4 separate regions of the Homo sapiens genome follow, and all the other regions are linked to region 2. A link is a contact called in ENCODE Hi-C data. All regions are on one chromosome and are shown on one strand. The core of a region is the stretch at or near the end of the contact, and the rest is flanking DNA. Distances in the headings are between cores, read along the strand shown. Region 1 holds the start of CFAP44 (cilia and flagella associated protein 44). Region 2 overlaps NEPRO-AS1 (NEPRO antisense RNA 1). Region 3 overlaps SIDT1 (SID1 transmembrane family member 1). Region 4 overlaps SPICE1 (spindle and centriole associated protein 1).

The links. Hi-C counts contacts between places; a loop is a spot of excess contacts on that map. Pooled maps may share reads with other maps.
Region 1: a loop to region 2 is called in a pooled map, with 3 times the contacts of the local background. The contact joins the promoter of CFAP44 here to the enhancer-like site in region 2. A Hi-C loop is called at or near these places in 1 of 37 single-sample maps with no recorded cell type and 8 of 50 pooled maps.
Region 3: a map of B cell shows a loop between it and region 2 (25-fold over the local background). The contact joins two enhancer-like sites. A Hi-C loop is called at or near these places in 4 of 168 maps with a recorded cell type or tissue (B cell, CD8-positive, alpha-beta T cell and naive thymus-derived CD4-positive, alpha-beta T cell) and 8 of 50 pooled maps.
Region 4: a map of MCF 10A shows a loop between it and region 2 (8-fold over the local background). The contact joins two enhancer-like sites. A Hi-C loop is called at or near these places in 12 of 168 maps with a recorded cell type or tissue (CD4-positive, alpha-beta memory T cell, CD8-positive, alpha-beta T cell, IMR-90 and 7 more), 15 of 37 single-sample maps with no recorded cell type and 17 of 50 pooled maps.

Annotation. Positions count from the first base shown.
Region 1 is chr3:113,440,063-113,442,838 of GRCh38, forward strand. It overlaps CFAP44 (cilia and flagella associated protein 44), which reads right to left and starts at 1,431. Exons shown (of 35, transcript NM_001164496.2): 1 at 1,391-1,431. SPICE1 (spindle and centriole associated protein 1) reads right to left here. Exons shown (of 18, transcript NM_144718.4): 18 at 2,656-2,776. It overlaps SPICE1-CFAP44 (SPICE1-CFAP44 readthrough (NMD candidate)), which reads right to left. Exons shown (of 52, transcript NR_183050.1): 20 at 1,391-1,592.
Region 2 is chr3:113,050,399-113,053,475 of GRCh38, forward strand. All of the region lies in intron 1 of NEPRO-AS1 (NEPRO antisense RNA 1), which reads left to right. LOLI1 (lncRNA oncogene in liver cancer 1) reads right to left here. Exons shown (of 3, transcript NR_189285.1): 3 at 515-1,307. Among named protein-coding and RNA genes, the nearest start is that of RMP64, 32 kb to the left of the region's middle. RefSeq lists an enhancer at 1,126-1,305. Within about 2 kb of position 1,598, at least 5 of the 41 ENCODE cell types and tissues checked have a DNase peak (open chromatin) inside an H3K27ac peak, as active enhancers do.
Region 3 is chr3:113,550,483-113,553,439 of GRCh38, forward strand. The region is part of intron 1 of SIDT1 (SID1 transmembrane family member 1); the gene reads left to right. Among named protein-coding and RNA genes, the nearest start is that of SIDT1, 19 kb to the left of the region's middle. Within about 2 kb of position 1,534, at least 3 of the 41 ENCODE cell types and tissues checked have a DNase peak (open chromatin) inside an H3K27ac peak, as active enhancers do.
Region 4 is chr3:113,497,204-113,500,301 of GRCh38, forward strand. It overlaps SPICE1 (spindle and centriole associated protein 1), which reads right to left. Exons shown (of 18, transcript NM_144718.4): 4 at 2,236-2,379. It overlaps SPICE1-CFAP44 (SPICE1-CFAP44 readthrough (NMD candidate)), which reads right to left. Exons shown (of 52, transcript NR_183050.1): 4 at 2,236-2,379. Among named protein-coding and RNA genes, the nearest start is that of SPICE1, 16 kb to the right of the region's middle. Within about 2 kb of position 1,533, at least 3 of the 41 ENCODE cell types and tissues checked have a DNase peak (open chromatin) inside an H3K27ac peak, as active enhancers do.

The sequences.
Region 1 (2,776 bases), core at 181-2,680, 390 kb after region 2:
ATTTATGTATTTATGTATTGAGATGGAGTCTGGCTCTGTCACCCAGGCTGGAGTGCAGTGCTGCGATCTCAGCTCACCGCAAACTCCACCTCCCTGGTTCAAGCGATTCTCGTGCCTCAGCCTCCCGAGTAGCTGCGATTACAGGCGCACACCACCTCGCCCGGCTAATTTTTGTATTTTTAGTAGACGGGTTTCCCCATGTTGGCCAGACTTGTCTCGAACTCCTGACCTCAGGTGATCTACCCACCTCCGCCTCCCAAAGTGCTGGGATCACAGGCGTCAGCCACCGCGCACAGCCTATTATTATTATTTTTGAGACAAAGTCTTGCTATCCATTATTATTACTGTCATTATTTTACAGATGAGAAAGCAGCGTATTTACTCTGAATCCGTTCCTCTCACCCAATTCATGTAGATGATTTCCAAGTCCTGTTACTTGGTGTCCAGTGATTAAGCCTTTTGAATTCCTCCCCTCCCTTCATTCCTACTGTCCCTGCTGTCCCTCTGTAGTTCCAGTCCTCACTGTGTCTCACCTCTACCATTACTGTACCGTCATACTTTGTCTTCCCTTCTGTAACCCATTTTCTACACTATCGCTTGTATTTCTAAAACACAGCTTTTAATGTGTCACTCTTGCTTAAAACCTCTAATGGCTCATCACTGCTATCAAATAAGAGCTCAGATTCCTCGGTCTGGTGTAAAGGTCCCTTGTCAGAGGGTCTGTAGCTTATTGCAGCCCAGCTACAGTCACCCTCTCTCTCTCCCTAGCCTCCTTAGCCTTCTCCTCTCAAAGATTTTCATCAGTACGCACCCTTAGCAACTCATGATAGACTGGACACACTGAGCAGCACACATGTATGCGACTGTCTTTACCTATTATCCGACAAATATTTATGTGCACCTACTATGTGTCATGCATGTGCTAAGCACTTTACTTGTATTATCCTGTTTAATAATAACTCCATGAGGTCACATTATCACCTTTCTTTCTGGAGATGAGGAAGCCGAAGTGCAGAGGGCCCAGCGTGCCAAGCGTCGCACCCAGCTGAGCGCAGGGCAGGTGTCTCACTGGAGCGGGGAGCCCCAGCACCTTCCCAGCTGACTCGCTGCTGCTCTGACTTGGCCGGGTCTAAGCTGTGCTCCTGCTGCCTGGCTGGCTTCCGCCCGGTCAGACTGACAGGGTCTTGCAGGCAGGAACCGTGCACACAGTGTCTAGCTCCGAGCCTGAGAATACTCGTGGCTTCAAAAGTTTGCTGAGCTACCGCAGGGAGGACGAAGGCTATAACACTGGTCCAGCCTGAGAGAAGCCCAAGTGGGGTTCACTGCCCTCTGAGCCACAGATTTAAGGGGGAGGGTGTGGAAACTGCCGGCTGCTGAGGTCCAAACTCACCGAAGGTACTGACCGCCGCGGCTCCTCTCTTCACAGCGTCTGCCGGAGGCCTCCGTTTACTCCGGTTACCGAGACAACGCCACCCCTCTTCCAGGGAGGCGGAACCAGGGCGGGCCGTGGGGCGCATGCGCGGCCGGCGTCCAGCTCTCCGGGAACCCGGTACCTATCCGCCCTTTGGTCGGGCCTTCTCCGCCTCATGACACTGGTTCAAAGCCAAACAGAAAAGCCCGACGAGTTTATTATCCCCTAAAGGACGTCATGTAGATAATTAAATGACATGAATACCGTCGAAGATACCTGCCTGATATTCCAAAATGGCCCAACGGAGCCCTGATCGCGGCGTTCCTATGTTGAGGTTTTAACTTCGATTTTAAGAGGGGTCCTGGGAGATAGTAGGCAGCTTGCCGGCAACATCAACAACAAAGATACATCGTGGGATTTTTGTTATTTTTAAAACTATATTATCTCTGTTGGCTTTTAAGAGTAAATCAGGTTTTATGTTGTGGGTTTCTTGGTCGCAGCGCTCTGGGCACAAAAGTATAGGCCTCCCTTGACAGATTTCTAGGTTTAGCAGTTTGTTCAACCTCTCTGTAGTACTGTGGTCATATTGTTTTTTAAAGTACCTAGCCTAACGTTATTAGTTACCAAATACTTGTTTTAAAATGGTCATTCCAATATGTGACAAAGGACTTTGTATACAGAATGTATAAAGAACTCTTATAATTCAATAAGAAAAAACCACCCAATTTCTTAAATGGGCAAAGGATTTGAATACTTCACCAAATCAGATATATGTATGGCCAATAAGCACATGGATAGATGCTTAAAAGTAGTCATAAGGGAAATAGAAACCACAATACACATAACTCCACATCCACGTGAAGGGGTAAAACTTCAAAGATTGCTAACACCAAATGCAGAAGGATATGGAGCAACTGGAACTCGCATACACTGCTGTTGGGAATGTAAAATGGCATAACCACTTTGGAAAACTATTTGAGAGGTTTCTTCAAAAGTTAAACATACACAAAGTCATTCCACATCCAAGATAGTCTAGAGACTTGGGCAAAGTGGTTGCCTAGGACTTAGTGAGATGCACTGGAAAGAGACACAAGGAATCTTAGAAATGATAGAAATGCTGTGTCTTCATTGTGGTGGTAATTTCATGGGTATATACAACTGCCAAAAGCCAATAAACTGTTCTCTTTAAATGGATGTCATTTATTGTATATAAATTATTTGTCAATAAAATTGGCAAGAAAAAATTGCTATAATACAATTTGTGTTTATTAGTTTCCACAATGTTACACAAATACCATGCATTTATTTGCAATACTGAAATGTCCTCTTTAATCAAGATTTTCCAGGGCTTAAAAAAATGATTAT
Region 2 (3,077 bases), core at 348-2,847:
TATGTTTATTGTGGCACTATTCACAATAGCAAAGACTTGGAACCAACCCAAATGTCCAACAAGGATAGAATGGATTAAGAAAATGTGGCACATATACACCATGGAATACTATGCAGCCATAAAAAATGATGAGTTCATGTCCTTTGTAGGGACATGGATGAAATTGGAAATAATCATTCTCAGTAAACTATCGCAACAAGGACAAAAAACCAAGCACCACATGTTCTCACTCATAGGTGGGAATTGAACAATGAGAACACATGGACACAGGAAGGGGAACATCACACTCTGGGGACTGTTGTGGGGTGGGGGAAAGAGGGAGGGATAGCATTAGGAGATATACCTAATGCTAAATGACGAGTTAATGGGTGCAGCACACCAGCATGGCACATGTATACATATGTAACTAACCTGCACATTGTGCACATGTACCCTAAAACTTAAAGTATAATAATAATAAAATAAAAAAATAAAAAAAGAAGCCTCTCATTTGAATCAAAGACTCAGAAGGCATAAGACTAATACGTTTTATTTAAACTTCTGAAATGAATTTTGGTTTGGAATTAGATCTGAATATATAGGTCTAAACCCTAGTTTAGAGTCTTGAGTGTTTTAAGAATTAGAATTTTCCTGGGTCACATGCTGACTTTCACTTTCTGGAAATGTTTTAAAATGAGCGTACAAGAATTTTATAATGATCTCAAAATACACAAAATGATTGTTCACGAAAAGGAAGAGCAAGTGTGGAGAAATGAGAAACCAGTTCGCAGCAAACAGAAATAAAAAGGGGATGGAATTAAAACTTCTCTTGCTGAGAAATCAGATTCTCATAGAACAACCGTTCCAACTCCATTCATTTAGATGAACTCCGTTCATTTAGATAATAGCTTGAAGTGTAATTATTCCCCGTGGACCTTTGCGCTGACACTTCACAGCATTTGCCTCAGAGATCAGTCGTTATGGCTTGTTCAATACCCGTTTTCTCCACCAGAGGGCAGCAAGAGGCCGCACCAAGATTACTCTCTAAATGAGTCATTCTGGCTTCAGTGAGAAGCCACGTGGAGGAACCTACTACGTTGCAGCCCTCCTCTGCAAACCAAGATCCGCAACCTCAGACAGAATGGAGACAAATCGCCTTATCCCTGGCAGAAGATTTTCAGATAATCGGAGAAACGTCTCACAGGCAAATGCACATGATTTCAAGGCTTGCCCTCTGAAGAAGGAGTCAGTGGTGGTTTTGGACAGGAATGGCATCACTTAAATGTATTTTCAAGGAGCAGAGTCACCTGATGCTGAGAACGGCTAGACTAAAAAAAAAAAAAGAAAGAAAAAAAGTTGATAGGTACTCGAATGTGTTTTATCTGCGTTAAATACGAAATGCCCAAGAATGGGACTTGGAGAAAATGAAATCATTATTTCTACTCTTTGACAGCCTTGAGACAAAATTTCCAAGTCAAATTTATAAGGCCTCGGATTTGGTTGCTTGTTTTGCTTTCTTCTGTCTTGCCAGTTACCTCCTGAGAGTTGGGCAAAGATCAGTAAGATCCCTTTGCTGTGGCTGCCAGCAAGTCTGTGCCTGATTTGACGAGATTCTGAAAAGGTACCAGTGCCTCCTCCCTCCAAGGCCTCTCGTGGAACATAACACCCTAGAACTATGCCAAGAGACAGAGCCAAGCCACATTTCAGTGTCTGCTGCTGCACCAAGCTCTGAGCAGAGGCCATCTTTTCTGCTCAAGAAGTTGTTACTGAATTCTTTCAAGTGCTTGCTTTGGGGACAAAAATGATCAAGAAAGATAGTCTCTGTACAACCAACATTTCCAGGAAACCCATTATTTGTGCATTATCTGTATACTCACAAACACACATAAGCACATGCACACATGCCAAGACACAAAAAGTTTTCAGTTAAGAGAGTCATGTTCCTAAAAGCTTTATCTTTTACACCAGTATTTATTGCTGTCTATCTTCATAAGGTCTACTGTGGGAGATGCTGGCATAGAAAGAACTTTGCCTCAGGAATATACGAGAAAACATAATCAGGGCAGAAAGCAGAGGTATTCAAATAACAAGGTCCTAAAGTGTGTTGCAGCTGATACATGAACTCACATCTAACTCAGGTCAACTCTGGGATAAAAATGAGCATCGAACAGTCTCCTCCCACAAGTATGTAGGCACCATGAGAACAGCAATGTTTAGTTTCTTGTTCCATCCTAAGTGCCCGGAACATTTCTGATGCTCAATTAATGTTTGCCAAATAACAAAAACACTTAGGGAATGTACCATATCAGAGACAAACATACCGTCTCTCAGTAAGTCCCTCCAGCATTAACACAGATTGTGATTTCTTTAGGTTGACACTAGCTGAAGTAGTTGGCTTGGATTTAGGGGCCATGTTGTATGCATCGTTAACAACAATCATATCTAAAGGAGCAAGAAGCTCACCCAGGAGAAGTGTGTGGGCACAGATACTGGTGGAATGAATGGAAGACTCCCATCTAACGCTCTCTCAGGAGGGTTGCTGGATTTAGCAAATAAAAATACAAGGTATTCAGTTACATTTGAATTTCCGATAAATGAGTTTAGCATGGGACAAACTTATATTCAAAAATATTCATTATGTATCTGAAATTCAAAATGAACTTGGCCTCCTGTATTTTACCTGGCAAACCTACCATGGGGCATACACTTTCTGAGTGGAAAGGTGGGAGGATGGTCTGACTTTTTCAATTGTAACCTCTCTTTCTCTCTGGGCACATAGGTTGTATCCTTTTAACTTTAATGTATGAATGCCATTGTAGTATGATAATCACAGTGGATTCCATTTAATCCCATTAAGTGTGCCATCAGAAATCCCAGTATTTTGAAAATGTTCCCTGAGCTTAACGATTTGAGAACCACTAGTGTACAAACTTTAGTAAGCAGCCTTCTTTAATCTGAAGGAAGGGTGTGCCCTATAATCTTCTTCCTCCCCTTCACATTGGGAAATTATTTCTGGGCGGATACCTTTGTTCAAAAGGTTGAAAATAGGCTTAGATGGCACTGTATTTCCTAAGTAACTTCCTGCCAATTATCAACCT
Region 3 (2,957 bases), core at 284-2,783, 500 kb after region 2:
TACTTGGGCAGTCAGTATATATTTGTATTGATGTCATGTGCCATCATTTCCTTTATCCAAGTCAATGAACTTATCTTTGTCAATTCTCTTTAGCTACAGAAATATAATTGGGCTTGCATTTGAGACTTTTTTTCTGGGTTTTTTTGTCCATCGCTAAAAGAAACATGTAAAAATCCTTTGAACCATAGGAAAGAGGTAGCTATATTTTAAGAATTCAAAAGACCTTTAAAAAAATTTTTTTAAGTTTTTTTCTTGAAATTTTATTTTATTTCTTTTTAAACTTTTATTTTAAGTTCAGGGGTATATGTGCAGGTTTGTTGTATAGGTGTCATGGGGCTTTGTTGTACAGATTATTTCATCACCCAGATTATTTTATCACTCAACTAAGACTAGTACCCATTAGTTATTTTTCCTGATCCTCTCTCTCCTCCCACCCTCCACCCTCCAGCAGGCCCCAATGTGTGTTGCTCCCCTCTATGTGTCCATGTGTTCTCATCATTTAGATTCCACTTATAAGTGAGAACATGCGGTATTTGGTTTTCTGTTCCTGTGTTAGTTTGCTAAGGATAATGGCCTCCAGCTCCATCCATGTCCCTGCAAAGGACATAATCTCATTCTCTTTTATGGCTGTGTAGTATTCCATGGTGCATATATACCACATTTTCTTTATCCAATCTATCATTGATTGACATTTAGGTTGATTCTATGTCTTTGCTATTGTGAATGGTGCTGCAGTGAACATATGCATGCAGATGTCTTTATAATAGAATGATTTACATTCCTTTGGGCATATACCCAGTAATGTGATTACTGGTTCGAATGGTATTTCTGTTTTGAGGTTCAAAGTACCTTTTAAATCTCCCAATCTCTTCCCACTTAACAAAGAAGAAAACTGAGAGTAAGTGATATAAATTACTTGCCCAAAATCATGTACTAGTTTGAAGCATAGCCAGGAATGTAACTCAAGTTCCCAAGGGTATTTCCTCAAGATAGTTGTACTAAATCACAAGATGTGCCCACGAGAGCACATCAGCTATGCTTATCAACAACAAAAATAATTTTTAAATATCATATTTTCACAGTCGTGTCTTTTGATCATGCAATTTAAGACTATGTCTGACTCCCTTACAATTACTGAAAACTGAAACAAGATTTTTTATTATCGTTTTCCCCCAACGAATTGTCCAGCCATCTGTTTGTCTGTGTACCAGGCAAGCTGGGTTGATACTAAGTAAAACTATAAAGTTGTCAAATTTTCTTTAGTGTTTCAAAGAGCCACAGCCTCCCATGAACCATGGTCTTACTCTGACTCCCTGTGGATCCCGGGGGTAAAGTTTTAGGGGTGTGTGTGTGTGTGTGTGTGTGTGTGTGTAGTGTGTGTGTTTTATTTTCATCAATGCTGGGTTCCTTCTTTGTGTCAGGAACAGGGCATCTTGGAGACCCGAGCAGTTGGCCTGTCTGTTACTTCAGGGAAGTGTTATTCCTGAGAACTGGTATTTCTGGGTCCCCACTAAGCCACCATGAAGATAAGCCATGACAAACAGGACTAACCGACTGTTTCTGTCCCTCTAGATTTAACTGCCCTTTTGTGAACAACGTGACTCACACCTATCTTAAATAAACGCCTACCTGGAGCATATGTTATGGGCCAAAAAGTTAACATTTGAGTGTCCACAGTTGTATTTTCTTCTTTTCTCCTGCCTTCTAAAAAATATCCTGTATTTGCGCTCCCTTTCTCTCCATATCACCTTCACCGGGGAGGAAGAATTATAGCTTTCTAAGAGTCAGACAATGTTCCTCTGGTTAACAAAGGGATAAGCATTGGAGGATAAGGAGGGAGACAAACAGTGGTGAGATCTAGGTGTGCAATGAAGATTTGGGGAGGTTTGTAGACAGGGAGACTCTAAAATGGCTGTGAGGTGTGAGTGACATGGACAGAAAAGGAAAGAGGACATAGGTTCGTGCAAGGGTCTTAGCTACAAACAACAGAAAGCAACTGGCAAATATAAGCAGGAAAAGAATTCATTAAAAAGATATCCAGTAGCTCACAAAAGTAAGTTACTGGGCTCAGACAACATTTCGGGACCAAGGGAGACTACGCTGCAGGAAATTATAGCAGCAGTCATGCCACAGGAATGGTTTGCTTGGGGTTCTTCCCCCACACCACTGCCTCCACTGCCACTAGATATGGTCACCCCTGGACCCCGCTGCTGTGGACCCTATTGATATCACCACTGCCAGTGAACTTGAAACTCTCCCTTCATTTTTGTGTCATTTACTCACAATTGAATGTACCAAATGGGCATATCCATCTACCCAAGCACAGGTCCTGTATCCGGCCCCTTTGACATCCATGGGCAGCCTTGCTTCCCGCAAAATTCACACAGTGGGTTGGAGGAGGAGTAGTTCCTCCAGAACATGCAAGGGTTTTGGATGCTGAGTAACCCCAAAACCAACCCCACCAAACATCTTCATGGAGGGAGCTGAAGCTGGGGCGTTTGTTAGAAACAACTTCGTGGGCCCAGACATAGGCAGGAACCAAGATGTGACAGGGGGAAAAGCTGGGGTGTTGCTGCCATCTACCTTCAACCATTAAAAGAGGAACATCTCCTCTGAGCATCAGAGTGAATTCAAGTGGCATAGATCATCTCTGCCACAATGTTCTTTCCACAATTAAAAATGGTTTTCTCTCTTAAACATGGCCTTCCCTGAAGTCCCTTCTGCTTGTCTCAAGAAGTTGTCTTTGAAGAGGAAGATGTTTGCAGATGATTGGTTTTGCTCATTTAGAAAGCAGTTTCCTTTAGGTAATCCTGACAAACACGTATTTAAAGTTATAAATGGCTCCAGTCTGGCAATAAATTATATCACAAAAATAAAAGGCTGGTAAGTGTCAGATCACAACACTTACAATCATAACAATAATTTTCTACTACTTTTCCATCTTCAGAGCATTAATT
Region 4 (3,098 bases), core at 283-2,782, 450 kb after region 2:
GCTATGGCCATTTTGTATTCAGAGACAGAAGCTGTGTAATAAAGGACTGCAGAGTTCCCTACCAGCTACCACTTTCCTCTCAACTGTTTAATAAACAGAAACAAATTTGTTTGTTTAAAGCAAAACATATAGGAGGGTATTTTTTTATTTCCAGAAGCTTAAACTATACTCTAACACACAACCTAAGTGTTCACCAATAAAGCACAGGATAAATAAATTGTGGTACATCTATATGCTAATGGCCATCAAAAAGAAAAGGTAGATGTCTAAGCACTGACAGGAAATTATCCCAAGATATGCTGGTAGAGAGAAAATACCTGAATCCTGATGAGAGCTGAGGTGCTCAACCCCTGCAGCACATTCAAATTACATAGGAACTGTCTAAAAAACACCTACATGGGGCCACATCCTAGGTCAACTAAATCTGAATCTCTGGGTATAGAGTCCAGATATAGTTATATATATATGCATACATACATAGAGAGAGAGAGAGAGAAAGAGAGCTTTTTTTTTTTTTTTTTTTTTTGAGACAGAGTCTCACTCTGTTGCCCAGGCTGGAGTGCAGTGGCACAATCTCAGCTCACTGCAACCCGGATTCAAGCGATTCTCCTGCCTCAGCCTCCTGAGTAGCTGGGACTACAGGCACCTGCCACTGTACCCAGCTAATCTTTAGGGCTTTTTTTTTTTTTTGGTTTTGCTGTTGTTGTTTTTGAGACAGGCTGGAGTGCAATGGACCAATCTCGGCTCACTGCAACCTCCGCCTCCCAGGTTCAAGCAATTCTCCCACCTCAGCCTCCCAAGTAGCTGGGATTACAGGCACCCGCCATCATGCTCAGCTAATTTCTGTATTTTTGTAGAGATGGGGTTTCACCATGTTGGCCAGGCTGGTCTTGAACTCCTGACCTCAGGTGATCTGCCCGCCTTGGCCTCCCAAAATGCTGGGATTACAGGCATGAGCTGCCACACCCAGCTGTTATATATTTTTTTAATGGAGCTTCTTGACCCTGACTGATTCTAATGTGCAGTGAGAGTTGAGAACCACTATACTAGTGCCTGAGGCAGCAGATCTACAAAAAGAAGGCAAAGAAACATCACTCATCGTCTCTCACCACCCTTCTTTAAACACCTACTTCTACCACATCTATAACTTGTATGAGAAATTCAGGACATGAGCAGGAACCACTAGAGAAAGGAAAATAAGCCCAGAGTCTGATGCAATCCAAGCAGGCTGCCTTTTTTCGTGGTGAGATCTGTGTTTTTAGGCCTTTCACTGAGAATTACCCCATAACATTTAAATGTATGCGACTTGTCCAAGATCACCAAAAGATACTTACCTGTAAAGAAGCATTCTCTCAATCAAGCCACTGTTCTTTTCTCAAGCTCATGTAAACATTTATTTGGGAGATATTATTCTTCCTGATGATGTCTAAGACTGAGACTTTATTTCAATAAGAAGCCTAACAAATTCCTCAAAAGAAAATGTATGATTCAAAGCTGCCGTGAAAGGTCAGACAGCTAAGTGCTGTACATAAGCTTCAATATGAACAAGGAGCAACACTACAGACAAAGCACATTCCTTCACAATGACTTCAGCTCAAATTTAAAAAGGTTATTTGCTGTAGTTTCCTCTTATTTCCCATATTGTTTATCCCTACATATCTGATTACTTATCTGAACACCCCACGTCTGGCAAAAGGTTAAGCCAAAGACAAGTTGCTTATTACTCAGTTGGACAAGCATACAACATCATTTTTTTTTCAAAGTAACCTAACAGCACTGCTGTTAAACTGAGAAAAATAATTATAGCAGCTTATATATAAAAAGAGGAATAAGAAAAGATTGTGCTAATCACTTTACTGAGAAAAATTATTATAGCAGCTTATATACAAAAAGAGGAATAAGCAAAGATTGTGCTATTCACTTTGTAAGTATTATATCACTGAAATCTCATAGCAATACAAGCAAATAATAATTTTAAATATGAGAAAATTCAGGCTGAAAAGTTAAATAATTTACTTAGGGTCACACAGCTGGTAAGTAGTAGAACAGGAATTCAAACCACCAAACCAGACTCCAGTCACCACTCTGTTGCTTTTTTTGAAGTCCACATGTAGATTATTGAATAAGAATGCAGTGATTACTAGAGTCTCTCCAACGTGAATCAAATTGAAGAAAAACAAAGAACCCTATTTATCTCCTTTTTTTCTTTCTAACTCTAATGCAGTTTAGCATTACCTCCTTCATGATAGACAATCTTCTTTTCTCAAGATTTAAAGTTTCTGGTTTCTGCTTCCTCCATTTTCTCTTCAAAGCTTTTTCTTGGAGTTCCCAGTGTACTAATGCTCTATTCTTCGATTTGTGTATTTCATGACGGCGTACCTATACAGAAGAGAAAAGTACATAAAGGAATGTTTCAGACACAAAGAAGTTGCCTATTCAGATGATGAGATCACCTACTCTAGTTCATCACTTTTTAAACTTTTTCTGGTCCAATATGTGCATGTTTATATATATTCATAGCCAAAATTTTCAGTCCCCTAAATTTTCAAAAATGATCTTAAAGAAAGCAGTATATAGAACTGGTAAACCTACCTAAAAGATGTACAGAAAGAAATAATAATTTCTACTACTTTTCTGCAAGACTATCCAGCAAACTAGTGTTTTTCAAACCACAGGTTGGGACTCACTTAATGGATGATAAAATCAATTCATGGGTCAAAACCAGCATTTTTTTTTAACATACACATACACACATATACACACACTAACTGAGCACAATGTAAAAGGTACAAAATCCACCGAGTCATCTTTGGCAAAGACACACTCATTTCATGATCATCACACTACTACCAAGAAATAATAATGTAGTGTTTATAGCCCTTCAATGGCCTCATGTGGGAGTGGGTCACTGAAAATACAGAAGTCAGGGAAATAGAGTTCCTGAAGTACAAGAAGAGATACGCGCCACAGATCTCAAGTGTTAGAGGGTTCACTAAGGTGGGTTCACTAAGGTTCACTAAGGTGGCTAAGAAATAAAATTAGATATTTGATTTTACAAGTACTCTAGTATTCAGAACTATGAACATGAACATATATGA